Regions from separate parts of the Homo sapiens genome. Here region 1 is linked to region 2. The links are chromatin contacts, found by Hi-C or POLR2A ChIA-PET in ENCODE. All regions are on one chromosome and are shown on one strand. Each heading gives the region's core, a stretch centred on a gene start or an enhancer-like site at or near the end of the contact. The rest is flanking DNA. Distances are from core to core; before and after follow the strand shown. Region 1 overlaps FOXP1 (forkhead box P1). Region 2 overlaps FOXP1 (forkhead box P1).

Region 1 (7,284 bases), core at 1,102-3,601, 110 kb before region 2:
GATACGCTGGTGTAGATCTGAAGAAGTGTCCAGCAGAATTTCTGCAATATGCTAGCACAACCAAAGAGCTGTTTTTACTTGATTTTTATTAAAATTAAACTTTAATAAATGTAAATGGAAAGAGCCCCATGTGGCTAGTAGCTACCATACTAGACAGCCCAGGAAGAGCCTACTGAGCTCCCTCATGCAGCTTCGTGGATGACGAGAACTCCTGCAAATATGTGTGGCCTATTTATTACTCATATTAAACACAATGGGCCTGACCCCACCAGCTGTCATTTGTTTCTATCAATCAATCAATCAGTTGGCAGAAAATAATCCTTAACAGCATTATGAATAACCTTTATTAAATCTATCAAATACAGGCTTGGGATCTGTTAATTTTTTTTATTGTGACATTCTTTTACAGAATACGGGAGATCTGCAACTGAGGTTTTTGATTTTTTTCCTTCAAGTTTTGAATGTTCTATAAAATGGGAAATAATCTGCTTCAAGTTAGGAAATGAATATTACTTATTTGAAGTAGAAGAGAATAAAATAGGCCGGGCATGGTGGCTCACACCTGTAATCCCAGCACCTTGGGAGGCTGAGGTGGGAGGATCTCTTGAGGCCAGGAGTTTGAAACCAGGCTGGACAACATGGTGAAACTCTGTCTCCATTAACGCACACACATACACACACACACAAATTAGCCATGTGTGGTGGCACATGCCTGTAGTCCCAGCTACCTAGGAGGCTGAGGTGGGAAGATAGCTTGAGTCTGGGAGGCAGAGGTTGCAGTGAGCTGAGATCACCACTGCATTCCAGCCTGGGTGATAGAGTGAGACTCTACCTCAAAAAAAAAAAAAAAAAAAAAAAAAAAAAAAAAAAAAAAAAGAAAAAAATAAATTAATGAGCACTGTTTCAATTTATCTTTCTTATCTTCACCTTAAAGTACTGTTCTTACAAATACTAAAAGGCATAACCCTTCCCCAAAATTTGTTGCAACAGAAATATTATTTTACGTCTGGCAATGCTGAAGAATTTGGTTGTTTTCAGCGTATGTATTACTGTTTATGTGCTGTCTCAGATACACAGACCCACCCTAAAATCCAATAAACTTCAGCAAAGTAGGCTTACTTGGTAATATTTTCTCAAACCAGATTTCAAATCACTTACCATAGTAAGTCTATTTCACCAAGTCTAATTCACCATTGCTATAGTCAGTCTTAAGTACAAGGCAGTATTTGTGGAAGGTATTAAAAATGAGATTCCTCTGAGATCATAATCAAAGAACTTATTAAAAGAGAGTTCCAATATGTTGGGAAGACTCGACCTTTACTCACACTCTAGTTAAAAAAAAAAAAAAAGGGAGGGGGGCCTGAGAATCCTCTCTAATATGTTTCAGGAGAGTTTCATAAAAAAGCAATGAACCTGAAGAAAAGAAAGATCAAATATCATGAAGAAATACTAATGGAAAAATGTAAACATGGCGCTGGAAACAGAATGTTGTGAGCTTTGAGTTGTGCTTTCCTTTTTATTTTCAGCGTAGAATGTTGTCTCGGTGAGCAAGAGACAATGCCTGCGAAGAGCAAGCTCTGGAGATGGCACTGCCCTTACAAATGCCCCAGCAAGCTGAGCAGATGCCATGAGCGGGTTTTTCTCTATAATGTTGGAAACCTGGCTTTCTGACACACATTTGCAAACTAAGTGTGAACAGTTCAGAGTAGCAGCCGCAGGATGGGGCAGAGCTGAGAAGCCAAGGGGGGAAGAGTTGGGGCTGACCTCTTCTTCACCTCGGGCCTTAATCACTGACCAAGTCCAGGAACAGTATGTATAAGCATCAGCCCAAGCAAAGGGTCAAGGAAATTAGTGCATGAAAGGCTAATGCTCATAAATATACAGCTTTTATAATTCAGACGCTGCTAAGCCTAAGAATCTCAGAGCGCTTTGGAAAGTCATGGGTAACATTTGTAAAAATCATGTTTTAAAACCACCTGCCACTGTGTGGTCTCCTTCAATTCTCATACCACCACTAATATCTGAGATGTTATTACTCATACTTTACAGATAAGCAAACTGAGGCTTGGAGAGATTAAATAATTTGCCCATATTCCCAACCCAGACCCAAGGTCAAACCACACACTTGTATGATTCTAGATCCTTTGTATAATCATCTTATGCCTAGTTAATAGCAAAAATGAACACTAACCAGTTTCATTTTTCTGTATGCTCATTTTTGGAAAAGATTCCGTGCAGAGCATTTTATCCCTGCTTATGCATGACAATCAACACGTGTAACTGAGCAAATATAAGGCAGTTACTCCTACAATGACAAAAACAGGAAGAAAACAGCTAATTGCTGCCCTTGAAGCGCTTACCATCAAACACATACGTCAGTCAAAGGGCAAAGGTACACAGTAACCACAAAGCAGTTCTGAGGACTGACTATACTTCTCGGCTTCTCTTTTCAGTTTAAGAACTTTTCCCTAAACACTGTGGCTTTCTGAAAGATGCAATGAAAATTACAAACACAAATGTCCTTCATGCCTGCTCCCTTTCAGTTTTGGGAGGAAGATCACCAAGTTAACTGAGTTCCAGTTTCATTGTCAGAAATCAAAACTCATTCAGCAAGTGCAAGCCCATCTTTTTGGGTGTTCACAGCTACGAAGAATAGACAAATCCCACAGTAAAATGTCATCAAAATGCCGAAAGGATGTGAGCCTTGTAGCTATTACCAAGATCGCACCACTAGGACTCTTTCTACCAAAAAAAAAAAAAAAAAAAAAAAAAAAGCAACAGCGAAAAATAAAATCCCTCCAAGTTAGCACAATCCACAAAGGAAGAGATGAAGGTAGAATTTTCTGGAGGCTTTTGAACATTAGCAAGTGGGAATAAATACTGAGCCAGAAGAGAGCAGAGAGGGGGCTTACCAGGCTTGACAAATGACACCGTGATTCACACCCACTGCTGGGCTGTCTCTAATAAGCCACAGAGGAAGCAGCCAATCTCAGCTAATTACCAGATAAAAATGTATTGTAAGGACTCTAATTAGGAGACGCGGATGGAGGTGATCTAATGATTAAATGCTGCATTCGACTGACCCCACCATCAATGTGCAGTGGTGCAAGATGTCACTGGAATATTTTGTAGAAACAGTAATTTTATTTCGAGGAGGGGAGGCAGTAATATTTGTAATGATGGCTATGAGGTAAACTAATTAAAAGACAGTTCCTAGAGGAAGAGGGTGGCTGAGAGCAGCTGTGGCCATTCCAAAACCAAGTGCCAAGTCTCAATAGAGGAGCTGCAGTCAAGTGGAAAATTTCTGCCTGACCTCTGCCCTTGCTATTAATTTGCAGGAAAACTAATGACACATATACATATTCCCACAAAATTGTTCTAATTGCTAATTTGCCAAAGGAGCCCAGATTCCAAATTAAACATGACTAGCCCGTGAGGGAAGGAAGAAGAAAAAGCTGTACACTCCAAACACAGGGTGCTTTGCCACACAAAATCATTTGAAGGCTGAACCAACAAGTTAATGAAATGTCAACCTTGTCAACTGGTACAGAAGTTTCTTAACTTTTAAACTTCTGTTTGATGATCACATGCTTGTCTGGAGGAGAAACCATCTTCGAAAGGGAAGGTTGAGAGAGAAAGAATGGAGAAGAAAGACTCAAAGCAGGCTCTGTGTTCAAACCAAACCTGCTCTCTTAATTAAGGCCTCTTTGAAAAAAGAGTGCCCCCCCAAAAAAAATTAATTACAGACTTAGAACAGAAGAGCAAATGGGGAATGGTGTGTGTTTTTGCTGTAATCTTGAAATATTCATCTTAATTGTAAACTATTAAATCTTAATGTAATCATCAATTAGAAATGAAAGCATATGTGCTTTGTGTTTCTGATTGCAGTTCAGGTTTTAAAAGATAATTTTTTCTGGGGCATGGGGCAGGAAGGGAATGGACTGGGAGGGTTTCTTTTCCTGATGGAAAGCCTATTTTTCTTATTGTGTTCCTTTTCTATTTAAAAGAAGTTGCTATGTTTAGAAAAGTCAGTAACTCTGATATTTTCTACATGGCAAGTTTCCATCATGTGATGATTTCAGCAAAGATAATCTCTTTGAAACTCTGGCCAAAAGTTAAATTCTTATGTCATTTAAAATTGCTGTAGGGTTTTATTTTTTAAATTTATTTGTACTCTCAGGCATCAGCTTTTCTTTTAGCCATCGAAACTATTCAAACTTGGTTGGCTACCCACTATTCTGCTTAGTCCCTTTTTTTTTTTAATTAATTAATCTTTCTTTAGTTTTTAACAGTAATCTCCCCTCCTGTTTAAAGATGATGAGTCACTCACATTAAAAAAATAAACTGCTGATGTAAACCCCTGACAGAAACAGACTTGTAAGTATTCCCATAAGAACTCATTTTTATTTTTGTTTGTGCTCTTGCCTCACATGAAAACAGATTCTGAGAACAAAAGACAAACCTGAAACCCAAACACCAAGGGACACAACTGCGTAGTAGGGACTTTCGGGCTCACAGAACTTGTTTTTCTGCTCTTGTTTTACTGGCCTGAGCCAGCTCAAGTCCTGCTTTAACTGCATGGCAGTGTCATTTCTGGGCATGAATCACTGAGTTCAGAGACGGCCTTTCTGAGGCTGGAGGGACGTTACCAGGCCGTGCGGAGGGCAGGACAATGGGTGGCAGCCTTTGTTACAAGCCTTTCCTTTCCTTTCCTTTACCATCTCAGCCTGGCCCTGTTTTAGAGAAGCGAACTCGTGGAAGGTTATGACTTACTTAGAAGGTGGTGGTACTGGCAGGGATACTAAAAGCAAAAACAAAAAAATTCTAGTTGAAAGGTTGGTGGGGGTGGGGCACTTAATGAAAAACAGTATATAAAACAGCTTTTGTGTATTGTGCCTAAGAATCCCTTTTTATGACTGCTTAATATTATTTCTCCAACTCTAAAGCAAGGACCCAGGCAGCCCAAATGATCCTTGAAGAGTTAAAAGACCCTTTCTTTTCGGGGGGGCACTTTGTTTTTATAGGAGCTAAAAACTCTTTCAAAACAGTCCTAATGGCTATGGTTAGAGGAAAAGAAAATGTATAAAAATGAAAATCTAATACTATATTTCATTACAAATATCCAAGTTCCTGTAAGTGCTTTATAAGATTTTCGTCAAGAAGAATATACCACCTACACTGTAATTACGTGCCCACCAAATCTAAAAGAATGTGGTTTCTCCAGGAGCAGAAGTTGTTCTCTGATGTGCAGGAATACCCTAAAGCAAAGCGTTCTTCTCATGTACTCAGTATTATAAAATACGATTTACAGTGTTTTCCTGACATAATGACAGAGTGTGAAAAGTCTTTTTAAGAAATCCGTAGTAATTTAATAAAGTCATCATATCACAGACATGTTTCTTTTTGTTTTTGTTTTGTCCTCTTAGTTTTTCACTCCCTCCCCCAAATGAAGTATCTTGGCAAATTCTCCACAGAGTAAGCACGGAGAAATTAACCTCCAAGCAAGACATTTGGGTGTTTACTTTGAGAATGTTTACTGAGTCTGGAACAAAAGAATATCAATCATTTTCATTAGGGCAGTTTACTATTGTTTGTTTTTGCTTTTCTTTCCATAGAAAAGAATAGAATCTTTTAAAATAACAAGAAATGTGGCCATTCTAAATGTAAGAACTGCTTTTCGGCTCTATGTACCTGAGAGCTAGAGCTTAGGGCTGCTCTGGTCAACTTACACATACTACATACGTCCACGCAGGGTCCAGTCTTTATAAAATTAAAAGTTTGAAAAGCTTGTCTTAACTGATGTTGGCTATTCCTTTTCTTCCTCTACACTGATACTCACCAATCAGAGGGACCGATCTGGGCACCCACTCTTAACCTAAGGAAAGGTTCACAAGGCTGACCTCTTACCATTTCTTCCTGCTCATCTTGTAGGTTTCAGCTTAGACATCATTTCTCCCAGCAATCTCCCCTGACTTTACCATTCTGGGTCAGCTGTTCTACTTACAGGTAGTGCAATTCACGGAAAGTGAGACTGTGTGAGTATGTATGTAGTTTATCTGTTATTTCTTTTACCAGACTCTGAACACCTCCATGGCAGGGATGGGCCTTGCTCATGTGACTGACTACTTGTCACGTATGTCACATGCTCAAGAAATATTTGTTGATGGAATAGTTTGATTTTAAATGCAGAAATTCCCTTTCCATAACCAACCTGCACCTTGAGTCTTTGGTTTTGTTCTGAAAGGAAGATTTTACTTAGGTTTAAAGAGATGTGATAGCAAGCAGGAAGAAAGGCCGTCGAAGGAGTCTGAGGGATGGGAAGCCCGTGAGCTCCTGCCCCAGTTCACCCATAAGCTTTCTTCCTCAGATCCATGTCCAAAAACTTGGGCACCTTCCCGAGATGAGCGTATCCTCTAACTATCCAAATCTGATGAGTCCCACAATAAGATCCAGAAAATGCGTCTATGAGCTGATGTAAAAACAATCTAAGAACGTTTTAGCAGTTTCTTTGATGCAATGAAATGAGGACTGGTTGGATGATTGGATACAGCAAATGACACTTAACACCCAAATGGCATTTAGTGAAAAGCAACATTTACAGCAAAGCATTCTATCACTTAGTGACTAAGAATTTTAAAATAAACACGAGGTTTCTTCTACACAGAAATGGAAAAAAGAAAAAGCTTCATGAACTTACTGGCAAGGTTGTAACATGAAAGTCCCCATCTATGGTTAGATTTGAATCCTGGTGACTGCCTGTTTCAAATTAAAGATTCTAGAAGGATACTCATTCAAACAAACGCCATGCATTCTATTATTTAGGGCGGAATAAATTAATTACAGACTGCAGGGAATATTTTGCACATGAGAATCAGTCACCAGATAGCTCTGGGCCCTTAAAGTTGAAAGCATCAAGGGTTTGCTGTATGTGTGTGCCCTTTTTTTTTTCTTTTTGGCAAAGAAGTGAAAATTTATGCAAAACATTACACGTCTACCTTTTATAATTAATTTCCCAATGCCTCACCTATACATATTTTAATAATTCCTGATTTATAAGATGGTATCTTTAATAAAATTTTCTATTTTCCAATAAATGAAAAGAAGGCAGGTTCACTCCGACAACAGAGTGTCACACAATATCTGCTTGTCAGGCACCAATTTTTACTTCTTACATGTAAGTTAAAGGATAAGGAATTTATAATGCTGCCTGTGAAGGGAACCACTTTTCATACACAAATGTGATCTTTTTTTTTTTCAAAGGGTAATACAACAGTACATTTACAT
Region 2 (6,453 bases), core at 1,991-4,490:
CACCTGTGCATTTTTCTTTCGATCACCCCAATTCACAAATTTCTTTCAAGGGTATGCCTGCAACATCACTTTGAAATTCAGTAAAGTATCTTCTATTCACCAAGCCCTGGGAATTTCTTCAAGACATTTTCACCCTCTAAAAAAAATAAAGAAATCCCCTCAAAGTCTTATGATGACCATACTATTAAGAGTTCTCAGTCCAGTGGGTTTTCACTCAAAATTCTTTCAGTGTGTGTGGTTTTTTTTTTTCCCCCAAAAACAAACTCTACAATGATTCACTGATTCCTCACCCATGGGTTTGTTTCTCATTTTTCCTGAATCTGATAGTTTATTTTTTGTTCTTGATCCACTCTGCCAAATTATGATAATCTCACTTTCATAGAGTCTGGTAATAAATGATTTAAAGGAATTCATTAGCAACTATTTTATTGTAATACATACATTCTGGAGAAATACACATTTTTCTTCATGGTGGCCTCTTTCAAGCTATCTGACTGAAATCACTTACTGAGACCAGGCATGTTAAAATATAGAATAGATTTTTCATGAATAACCTGCCCTTGCATAGTTAACACTATTTTTCAAAGTCTTTGCTTTCTCCTAAATAAAATGATTTTTTAAAATAAATCATTGTTGGCCAGGCGCAGTGGCTCATGCCTGTAATCCCAGAACTTTGGGAGGCTGAGGTGGGGGAATCGCTGGAGCCCAGGAGTTCGAGGCCAGCCTGTGCAACACAGCAAGACCCCGTCTCTACTAAAAACACAAAAATTACCTGGGTGTGGTGTTGGGTACCTGTTAATCCCAGTTACCAGGGAGGATGAGGCACAATAGTTGCTTGAATAAATAAACAAACAAATCAATCAATCAATCATTGTTTAAATATATGGATTTGGGCATAAAATAGTCATTCCTTGTTAGTGGCTGTTCATTTCTTTCACTCAAAGAATTTGCCAAAAGCCACTTATTTCTATGCATTTTCTGTCCAGCTCTGTAACAGCTTGCAACTACTTTTTTTCTTCCACTTAGCTTTTTGCTTTTCTTTTCTGAGACGAGGTCTCACTCTGTCCCCCAGGCTGGAGTACAGTGACACAATCACAGCTCACTGCAACCTCAACCTCCCATGGTCAAGCAATCCTCCCATGTCAGCCTCCTAAGTAGCTGCGACTCCAGGTGCATAACACCACATTCAGCTAATTTAAAAAAAAATTTTTTTTTGTAGAGATAGGGTCTCCCTGTGTTACCCAGGCTGGTCCCGAAGTCCTGGCCTCAAGCAATTCTCTTGCCTTGGCCTCCCAAAGTGCCTCACATCACAGGTGTGAGCTACTACGCCAGGCCCCACTTAGCTTTTTTTACTTCACCCCATTAATATTTAGTATCCCAAAGTTTCATTTATTTTCCTGTTACTGTGAAATTCCAGGTGAAGATTACTGGGCTCCTATGGCTTCAGCTTTTTACTATTAAGGAATATTATATTAGAATCATCAACAACAATCCAGTGAAATTCTAATAACATTATTAGCACCTTTCGTTAAGCGTATGTCACATGCTGTGTGTCTCTAGCTGGGTGCTTTATGTCCAAGTTTTCATTTGGTTCTTGTATGGTGGGTATCATTTATGGCCTTTTTTTTTTTTTTACATGGAGTCTCACTGTGTTGCCAGACTGGAGTGCAGTGGTGTGATCTTGGCTCACTGCAACCTCCGCCTCCTGGGTTCAAGCGATTCTCCTGCCTCAGCCTCCTGAGTAGCTGGGACCACAGGCGGGTGCCACCACACCCAGCTATTTTTTGTATTTTTAGTAGAGACAGGATTTCACCATGTTGGCCAGGATGGCCTTGATCTCTTGACCTCGTGATCTGCCCGCCTTGGCCTCCCAAAGTGCTAGGATTACAGGCGTGAGCCACCGCACATTTACGGCCATTTTATAGACAAAGAAACAAAGTTTTCTATTTTGCCCAAGGTCATGGTGGCAGGTCACGATTCAAACATGAATCCTTTGTTTCTAAAGCCTAAAGAGACTCAGGATGACATGGCTGAAAATTCTAGCATTGGAACTGCAAATATCGGATTGAAATCCATCACAACTGTATTCTTTGTAGCTGCAAACCTGAAACCAGTGTCTCATGTTGACAACTGGCCTTGCCCATGTTTTGTCCTTGGCCAAGGGGCAAAAAGAAAGCTCTGCCCTCTTTCAGACTGTGCCCATTACAGTTCTAGCTTACTTATCTAGGACTGCTAGTTAATTTCATATTAAGGAAATCTGTGAGCATCCCATGAAAGGGGATCTTCTCTCGTTCTTGCTTATGTGACAACAACATATACAAACATCATTATTATGCAATGTACCGGGGGGAAAGGGAGCACATTTGATAAATGTCATGATAATTTTATTCTTCGGGAATCTAAAATTGCTGTTGCCTTTTCTAATCTCCAGTGTCTCTAGCTGGTCCAGAGATAACGGCTCCCATCCCAGGCTAGAGACTCCATCTCTAATTTCCCCAAGTCTGTCAATGAGAGGCAGGGACTGAAATCCCAAGTTCTGTCTCACCGGATATTTTCCAGGAATGCCTCTCTTCCAAATCATCAGCGACATTTAACATGACCCTGAGCAGCAAACTTCTGCCCCAGAGGAAAGCAGAAAACCAATTTATGTAAAATTAAAAGCGATTTGCTTGATCCATCACTTGCTTCCACTCCCGTCCCACTTTCAACTGCAACACATTCAGCTGGAATTACAGGCTACCTCTTCGTCCTGCACTGGGGCATAGAATCTATCTATGCACAACCATGGAGAACAAACATTACAGAGAAAATAATGACTTTGGAAGCACCAGGCACCCTACCCAAACACAAGCTACATGTGTGTTCACAGATGGAAACTAACGGCTGTTTACCCTGAAGGCCCCATAAGAAAAATGCAGTCACCATAACAGTAAAATGCAACTTACTATTCAACATGAAACAAAGTGAGATAAAGAGAGGGCTAGGGACTGAATTCCAACAAAGAGCTCTTATAGTACCTTGGATTTCCTCGGGACAGTCCACACCATTCAAGAGCTGTGCAGGCCCTGAAGAGGTGAGCTGCACAACTGATGAGATCAAAAGACCAAGGCAGGAAAAGGGTTGCAGGTTAGCTCAGTTCTTTGTTGGGTGGGTCAGAGAACAGAACTCATGTGACATCATTTTGTGTCTTGCTCTGGAGGTGCACTTAGCAAAGCCAGAAATCCAATGTTAATTGATCAAACAACGACAACAAAATACCGGTTTTGTCTGGCAAAGGATTATGCAACATATTGATGTAAACGGCATCGAGCCGCATCAGAGGTACTCTGACCATTTCCTTGATGCAACAAATAAGGGCACGCATTCCTTGTCAGTGCATCACAAAATGACAACAAAAGTCATCCAAGGTTTCCTGTTGAGAGATGCCAGCTGGTATTGACAAAGGCTTAAGAGTGTCTTTCTCAGACCTCTGTGGTTTAGCACTTTGTCAAAACAGGATACTATTTAAATTAAAAATTTACTGATTCAAGTTCAGAAAAACCCTGCTTTGCTGTTTTTATAACCAAATTTGTGGGTGGGGAAACTTTGACCTTTATTTTTTCTTTTTTTATGACACCTTATATGGGTCTGAGAAGGTACTATATTTAGCAGGCTAGATTTGAGAACTAAGGTGTCTAAGCAAGATGACTATCACTTTCTATGAATTACTGTACATGTGAAATCATGGGCTTGTTATATTATGCAAAAGCGACTCATGTGAAACAAACAAAAATACCTGTTTGCATGTATAAGTTTTGTAAAATCTTTGTGGGGAGAGAAAGGGGAAATACACACTAGACTAGGCCACGGCATAATGTACCTCCCATGTGAATCTGGCTTAGTGTGCAAATGTATGTTTTCAGAGAAGGCTAAGCCAGGGCTGTAAGACTATGGTCAAAAAAGCAAAGCTGACGGTCAACCATAAGCAGTGCAGTGGTGAGAACCAAGATGCTGGGGAATAGATGGAGTCTCTGGAAATTGCGAAAGAGCAACCAAGCTTGTTTCTGATTGGGGGCTCTTAAACTTGCTCTTCCCCGAACCTGAAACTTTCTTCCCTAGATAGACGCAAGACTCAGTCCCTCACTCAGTCAAGGTCTCTACTCAAAGACCATTTCCTCAGAGTCCTTCCCTGGCCAGCCAGTCAAACATGGGACTGTCATCACCACGGTGTTTATCTTAATCTACTTTGTTTTCTTACAGATTTCATCGTCACACAACATGTGGTGATACATTGTTTTGTTTTTTGTTTTTTTTTTTTTGGCTTACCAGTTTAATGTCCCATAAGAATGTAATCTCCCGGCTGCTTTCTCTGCTGCTCACTCTAGGTGCCTCACTCTAGGTGTCTAGGTCAACACAACCACCCAATAATTTGTCAGATGTTTGTTGAACAGGGAATCTCATGAACAGTCTATTTGAGTTGCGTAAAGGATCTCATTATTTTTCTTGAACTTTCACCTGTCTAGCTAACTATTTATGGGAAAGGTACTAACAAAGTCATTCCAATGATGTCAAAGACTTCTGAGACACCAGAGATGCAGTTAGATATAAATATTAAACTACTTATTTTGCCTTAAAATCACTCTGAGATTATCTTTGAAGGTCTTACAGCTTTGAGAATATGCAACTTCCCATTGTTTAGGGGGAAACGCTGGAGGAAATTTGCATAATTTGAGAAAGAAATCGAACTCACCAAATACCTTAGTGCAGTTCATCTCTTTTGTCAATCTCTCTTTCTTATTAGTACAGGCAAATCTTTTAGTGAAGTGAATAATACTTTGGCCAATGACCTTACGCCAAGAGTACACCAGTGCTCAGGTCACATTTTGACCTTTCTTCCATCCAACATAGCTGAAGGATATGACACTTTATAAACAATTACACTGACTTGCTCTTACTCTGATTCTAAATAGGGCTAATGAGGAGGTTGGAATCAGTGGCACCCAACCTCCGAAACAAGCCCCAAAGATTCTCACCATTTGGTATTCATGCCTTGGATAGTACCTTCCAACACCATGTCAGGGCCGGTCTCTGTGACCAATAAATATGGCAGAAGTAATGGTATGTGATTTCCAAGGCTAGGTCACAACTTGGATCACTCTGGGAAAAGCCAGCTGCCACATCACAAGGGCACTGAAGTCACACTATGGAGAGGTCCACAGCCTGAGAACTTGAGGCCTCCTGCTGACAGCCATGTGAGCGAGCCATCTTGGAAGCGGCTCCCCTAGCCCCAATCATGCCCCAGCCTCACATTTTGACTGCAATCTCATGAGATGCTATGAGCCTGAACCACCCAGCTAAGCCACTCCCCTATCTCTGACTCACAGAAAGTGTGTAAAAGAATAAATGTTTAAACTGTAAGACACTAAGGTTTGGAGTAAATAACAGAGTTATCCAAATCTGATCATGAGGGCAGTTGCATGTCATCTGGCTTGCACACACTTTCTTCCTGCAGGAACACTCTTCCCTGCCCCATCCTTGCCACATGGGGATCACTACTACCCACAGTCCTAGTTAAGAAAGAGGAACTCTAATTTTCACAAGGCAGCCAGTTTAAAAAGACATCAGTCTATAATCAGGGTACAAAGATACAAAGAAATCAAGAATTCCAAAATGCCTGGGCTCTAGCTGGGCCACTATAGCGTGCTGTTGCCTTTGAGACTCTGAGGTGAATCTGTTCATGAAACCTTGAGCCACTTAGAAGAGGGATAGACAGCAGACAGGCAGGCTACTGAAATGAGTTGAAGTCCATGGCAAAGTGGGAATGGGCAGCATTTCTCTGCTCCAGATAACTGGTGCTATGTATATTGCTTGAACTTCTGATTTTTTTCTTTTTTAGGAGATGACAGAAAATGAGATTTTCATGGGAAATCTCCAGATTTTTTAAATCTTTGCAAAGAAAAAGAAAGCCTTCAAAAAGTTCGAACCAAAAAAAGGTTAAATGTTGTGTGCATAAACAAAACAGTATCTAGCCTGCGGGCCATCAGTTTGCAATCTCTAATGGGGAATCAATTCCTTACTTTCTTCAACCTTGCTCCCATCATAAAACAAATCTCTCGATTCCTATTTTCAAGAAATTTCATTTTCTAAGCTTCTTTCACATTTTTCTTGGATATTCCCATGTTTTTCAACTAAACAGTACCTCCCTGTTTGTAACAGAGTTGTCACGATGGCTGTTAGAAAACATTTGCCCCGTTTTTCATAAGTGCAGTATGTAATGTGATAATACAGAAGTGAAAGAACAAGTCTCCTGCAGGTGTGAGGAGAACCACCCTTGGGGGGAAAAAGTAACAGGGCAATGAAGAGTAACAAATTACTCAGTCCCCAGGAGAAGCAAGTCAACTCTAACTAGAAGGCTTGATGAAAAGATAATTTTATAATCCATGCTTCCCTTCCCAACACATCAAGACACAATAA

Evidence for each region. Hi-C counts contacts between places; a loop is a spot of excess contacts on that map. ChIA-PET counts read pairs that join two places held with the same protein, here RNA polymerase II (POLR2A). Pooled maps may share reads with other maps.
Region 1: a loop to region 2 is called in a map with no recorded cell type, with 17 times the contacts of the local background. The contact joins two enhancer-like sites. A Hi-C loop is called at or near these places in 5 of 37 single-sample maps with no recorded cell type and 4 of 50 pooled maps. POLR2A ChIA-PET finds 5 or more read pairs at or near these places in 2 of 52 experiments (activated B cell and activated CD4-positive, alpha-beta T cell).

What each region holds. Positions count from the first base shown.
Region 1 is chr3:70,978,445-70,985,728 of GRCh38, forward strand. All of the region lies in intron 14 of FOXP1 (forkhead box P1), which reads right to left. Among named protein-coding and RNA genes, the nearest start is that of FOXP1-AS1, 310 kb to the right of the region's middle. RefSeq lists an enhancer at 6,794-7,284. Within about 2 kb of position 2,352, at least 3 of the 41 ENCODE cell types and tissues checked have a DNase peak (open chromatin) inside an H3K27ac peak, as active enhancers do.
Region 2 is chr3:71,084,116-71,090,568 of GRCh38, forward strand. The region is part of intron 7 of FOXP1 (forkhead box P1); the gene reads right to left. It overlaps LOC124906247 (a long non-coding RNA gene), which reads left to right. Exons shown (of 2, transcript XR_007095956.1): 2 at 1-4,600. Among named protein-coding and RNA genes, the nearest start is that of FOXP1-AS1, 200 kb to the right of the region's middle. RefSeq lists an enhancer at 3,729-3,828. Within about 2 kb of position 3,241, at least 7 of the 41 ENCODE cell types and tissues checked have a DNase peak (open chromatin) inside an H3K27ac peak, as active enhancers do.